Regions from separate parts of the Homo sapiens genome. Here region 2 is linked to region 1. A link is a loop called in an ENCODE intact Hi-C map of the cell type or tissue named here. Cell type or tissue: heart right ventricle. All regions are shown on one strand.

Evidence for each region. A loop is a pair of places that touch in the nucleus more often than their neighbours do. Peaks named below come from ENCODE experiments on the same cell type or tissue, not always from the same donor. Only the 100,000 strongest peaks of a DNase experiment are listed, where the experiment ranks them.
Region 2: a loop joins it to region 1, with 7 times the contacts of the local background. A loop is called at or near these places in 1 of 110 quality-filtered maps.

The regions. Positions count from the first base shown.
Region 1 is chr7:37,263,735-37,266,234 of GRCh38, reverse strand. The region is part of intron 5 of ELMO1 (engulfment and cell motility 1); the gene reads left to right. Among named protein-coding and RNA genes, the nearest start is that of ELMO1, 180 kb to the left of the region's middle. In heart right ventricle, no CTCF peak of the experiment used is centred here; no DNase peak of the experiment used is centred here.
Region 2 is chr7:37,341,431-37,343,930 of GRCh38, reverse strand. It overlaps ELMO1 (engulfment and cell motility 1), which reads left to right. Exons shown (of 22, transcript NM_014800.11): 2 at 1,168-1,318. The coding sequence starts at 1,241. Among named protein-coding and RNA genes, the nearest start is that of ELMO1, 110 kb to the left of the region's middle. RefSeq lists enhancers at 574-813, 1,054-1,173. In heart right ventricle, no CTCF peak of the experiment used is centred here; a DNase peak (open chromatin) is centred at 1,050.

The sequences.
Region 1 (2,500 bases):
TTCTCTCCTGGTTTGAGAAACTAATAAAGGGTTGTAACATGCCTTAAATTCTATTTATTGGCATCACTCTCAGCGGCCTAGCTTATGGGAGAAGAAGCCAGTGGAGGCTGGCAGGCAGAGGCGACACAGGATCCCCAGGCTGCTGCCCAAGGACAGATTGCAGGGGCGGCCAGGGCACCGGGTCAGAGTTTCTTGCAGGTTCAGGAGATGCAGGGGGCTTGGGCTACCTGCCTTGTAGGGAATTGGAGAGTTGGAAGGAGTGTCGTGGAGGGCAAGCCCCAGAACTTCAGCATGTGGTGCTCTTTGAGGAAGGATGTCCTGTTCCTCCCGGTGCTCTGGCAAAATTAACTGCGTGCTGTTAACTAGGAAGCCTGGACAGATGCAGGTGTGCCAGCCACCCCCATGGAAATGGCATTTAAAGCTGTGGGCTGGAAGAGGTCACCATGGGGAAAGTAGAGGAGAGGGCTCAGCACAGACCCCTGGGGACACTCTTAAGGTTTAGAGGAGGAGCCTAGCAAGAAGCCAGGTGAGCAAAGTGTTTCAAGGAGGAGGGAGTAGTACTTAGGTGTGTTGGAGGCTGTCCAGGTAATAAAGATGATGCGATGAGGGTGGTCCCTGGGCTGCCACCTGGAGGTATTAATAGCATGGTGGAGACACTCTCCATGCAGGGCTGGACAGGGACGCCTCATGAGAGCGGGGAGAATAGGAGGTAGAACGGAGGCAACACTTTCGAGCTACTCTCTCTTCCAAAACTTTTGCTGAAAATGCAAGCAGAGAAATGAGGAAGTAGCTGTAGGGAAACTGGGTCAATGGATGTTTTTACCTTTCTGTTTATTTTTTTTAAAGATGGGAGATATTAGAGATTTTTGCAGCTGGAAATGTTCTACTACAGAGAGAGAATTGATGATACAGAAGAAAGGGAGATAAATTTGAAGTAAAATACTTGAGAAGGCCAGGGGAGAGGAGATCCAGAGCTGAGGGGAAGAGCTGACTTCTGATAGGAAACAGGGTCCCCGCCACACAGCATCTATCAGGAGGAAGCAGAGCTTGAGGGTAGAGATGCCAGCAGCTGGTGCTGTTAGAAGTAGGAAGATGAAGGAACTCCTGGCTGATTGCTTTGATTTCCTCAATTAAATGATCACCAGTGGAGGGGAGGCAGCAGAAAGGCATAGAGGGGGTTTAAGGAGAGTAGAAAAGGTATGGAGGAGTCATTCTGAAGGGACACAGCAAACATTCCAGGAAAATATTGGATTGCTGGGCAACATTGAGCGTACATTTGAAGATATCTATTAAACTGTTGAAACTAAGGATGTTTTTAGACTACTTTTTAATTGGCATCATGGATCCAGAGTTATGCTAGAAGTTTCTTGGGGATGATTTTAACTTGTATCTTCAAGAGAGAGAAATGTTAAATGCTTGACACACACACACTACCAGTACCCTTTCCTGTGCCCACGGCTAATCCTTTATGAGCTGTTTCCTCCCTTGGAGTCTGGAGTCTGGGTCCAGAACCCTTTCCTATCTGGGACATGAGGTAGCCACATCAAGCTGTTTCAATGGCCCAAAGTAAAACTTTTTTCTATCCTTAGAGCAATACCAGAAAATATAACTTGCTGTCTGATACAGAGACCTACATGACTATTAGATTCTTTTCATGTGTGCTGGTTGCTTGAAAAATCAGAACCAAGGCTATCTTATTTTTTTAATAATGTTGACTCTTTCCTCCCAAATATAAAAATGGTGCAAATTCATTATGGAAAATGCAAAAAATAAGGCTTCCTGCAAAGAAAATTGTTTAGAATATTACAATTCATAAATAACCACAGGTCACATCTACTTGCCTTCTTTGACCATTTGTATGCAAATGTGTGAATACATATGTGTGCATACATGAATGTATATATATTCATTTATAGGTTCATATATATATTCATTTATGCATTCATATATATATGTGTATTCATTTGTACATTCATTTAGTGAAATGTGTTTTGAACTCATGGTAAATGCCAGACACACTTCTGTGTGCTGGGTGACATTACATTCTGGCAGATACACACACTCCACTGCGCATATTCCCACCTCCCATAAACAATAAAATATGTTTGCGTCTTGGCTGTTTCTCTTAATATTGCCTCGTGAGGATGTTCTCACACTATTTTACATTCTCTAAAAGTTCCATATGTAGTTCTATATGATATTTCATCCTATGACTATGTCATGACTATTTCACCATTGTCCTATTGGTAAACACGATGGTTGCTCAATGTTTGGCTATGAATGCTGTTTTAAGGGCTCCAAATGTACCACACATCCATCTCCGATATTTACATGCATCCATTCAGGGAAGCACATCACCACCAGGGACTCCTTCAGCTCTGCATGCTCATGAACACCCTAGGCTACCTTGTCTACTGCTTCCACATCCTCACTTCCCTCCACACCCCCTGGCCTGCAGACCCCAGACACATCAGTCCTCTCCTTTCTCTCCCTCCAGACA
Region 2 (2,500 bases), 78 kb before region 1:
ACTGGAAGTATAAGAAGTGAACGCAGATATTGGGCAGGTGGGTGACACTGGGAGAAGAGACTCTACACTGTCCGTCTTTGTACACACAAACACACATACACACACAAGTTTGTATCACATGATTGTTAACAAAAAATTAATTTTAAAAAGAAATGGGGCTGGGCCAGGTGGCTCACGCCTGTAATCGCAGCACTTTGGGAGGCTGAGGTGGGCAGATTACCCAGAGTTCAAGACCAGCCTGGCCAACATGGCGAAACCTTGTCTCTACTAAACATATAAAAATTAGCCAGGCGTGGTGGTGGGCCCCTGTTATCCTGGCTACTTGGGAGGCTGAGGCAGGAGAATTGCTTGGACTCAAGAGGTGGAGGTTGCAGTGAGCCAAAATTGCGCCACTGGGCAACAGAACCAGGCTCTGCCTCAAAAAAAAAAAAAAAAAAAAAAAAGAAATGGGCTAGCCTGGGAAGAGGCAGCAGAGGATAATGGTTACCTCCTTTGTGTAAGAAGCACGATTCATTCAAGTGAGAATTCAAAGTCTGTTCTGAATGCCATTCAGTCCACATCTGTACATTTTCTGCCCCACCCCCACCCCCCACCGAAGGTGCATTGTGTGAACCGACCTTGGGGAGGGAGTATGGGTGTGCATGTGTGTGAGCTCTCAGGGTGTTTCTCCTTCTTCATGATATCCTGGTTGCTATAGTGTGGAGATCTGTTTGTGACACACAGAAAACACTTTAAAGAAACACTGCTTCCTGACCATGACTTCCTGGGCAATCTGTCCTTCCTCAGACTGTTGAGTGCCAGACGTTTATATGCATGTCTGGACAGAGAGTGAGCCTGGCTCATTCAGACCCTGGGCACCATTCAGAGCAGAACTCAGTGGTAAGGAACAGCTTTCTTTCCACTGAAGATTCGCGCAAGCCGTGCCCCACAGGGCAGCGTCTCCTGGCGGCTTTGACTCAAGGGCGTTGGCACGGGCACCCCCATCTTTCTTCTTTCCTCAGGAGCCCATTGTACCGTTGGCTGTGCCCCTGCACCTTCAGCACCCAGGCACCAAGGGGAGCCGTTTTTCATACCAAACCACCAGTGAAAACAGGAAGTGATGAAGCAAAATTCACCCTGCATCTGCACTGAGTGACTTCTCTTTCTTTTTCTGTCATTCCTCATTAGGTATAGACACGTGTGGCCGTTTACGCTGTAGGATCCTCATTCCCACTGGCTTTGAACATTTTGGGGACTTACAATGCCGCCACCCGCGGACATCGTCAAGGTGGCCATAGAATGGCCGGGCGCCTACCCCAAACTCATGGAAATTGATCAGGTTAGTAACGTGACAGCATTGGGTGTCTATTTTCAGTTTCCTTTCTATACTGGAATTTTCATAGACTTTGGATAGCTCACTCTTCTCCCTTTCTCTCTCTAGCTGTGTTGAAAAATCTGTGCAATAATAGTTGCAATGTGCTTGATTTCTGTAGCACATACAGTGATGGATGGGGTTTTTATACTCTTCCAGCATCCACTTGGATTGTGTCAATACAGGATTTGTGTCTGAAGCTAGGAAGGAGGTGGGAGGGACAAGTGGATCGGGCCCTGGGCAGTTGACACAGTGGAGGCTGCCCCATCCCTGCCTTGCCATGACACATGGATATGTGCAGATTGTTGGAACACAGGCAAGACAAAACTTAATTTTTAAAATCCCTTTTTTTTCATTTTTTGCAGAAGCAGCCAAATGCATTGGTACTTTGTTATATTAATAGCTTTGTAATGAAATTAGTATAGAGGGGTTCAGTCTTGGATTTCAGCCAATTGTAATTTTTATTTTTAGTGTAAAATTCACAATGTGTCTAGCATATTGTCTGCCATGTAGTAAATACTCAACAAATGTTTATTGAATTAAAAAATATCAAGAAGACTTATAAAAGTGGCTTGACCCATAAAGGCATCCTTTAACTTGAATCTTGAGAATTGTATGGTGTGATTCTCATGCACTATTTGATTATAGGTTATCTCAGAATGGTTACTTTTGTCCTCACTTTACTGTAGTCACTCTAGAGCAAATGATTTAAGGAATAAAAGGTTGAGACCTATTATATACTTACAGGTTTCATAATGTATATAGTATAGGGTTCTAGATGGCTTTCTACATTTTCAAAATTACAATAACCATGGCAACTCCAATCTTTATGTTCTCCATACTATTTTACAATTATGATTTACAATTTTTTTTCCTGGTCAGATTTTATTATCTGGTGGCAGATCAATGCGAGAGTTATATGGAATTGTGCGAATCCAAAGGAATCATTAAAATGAATTATACGGGTCAGCTCAGAATTAATTGAACTTAAACTCAAATGTAAGAAAGGGTAAATTTTTGGGATTTTTGTCAAAAAAGCTGTTATCAGACCACACATCATTGTCATTTTAACTGCTCTCTGAGGTAGTTTTCTACTGACTCAAGAAGGAACCTATACAAACAGAGAAAAGTAGAGATGCCTAATAGTTT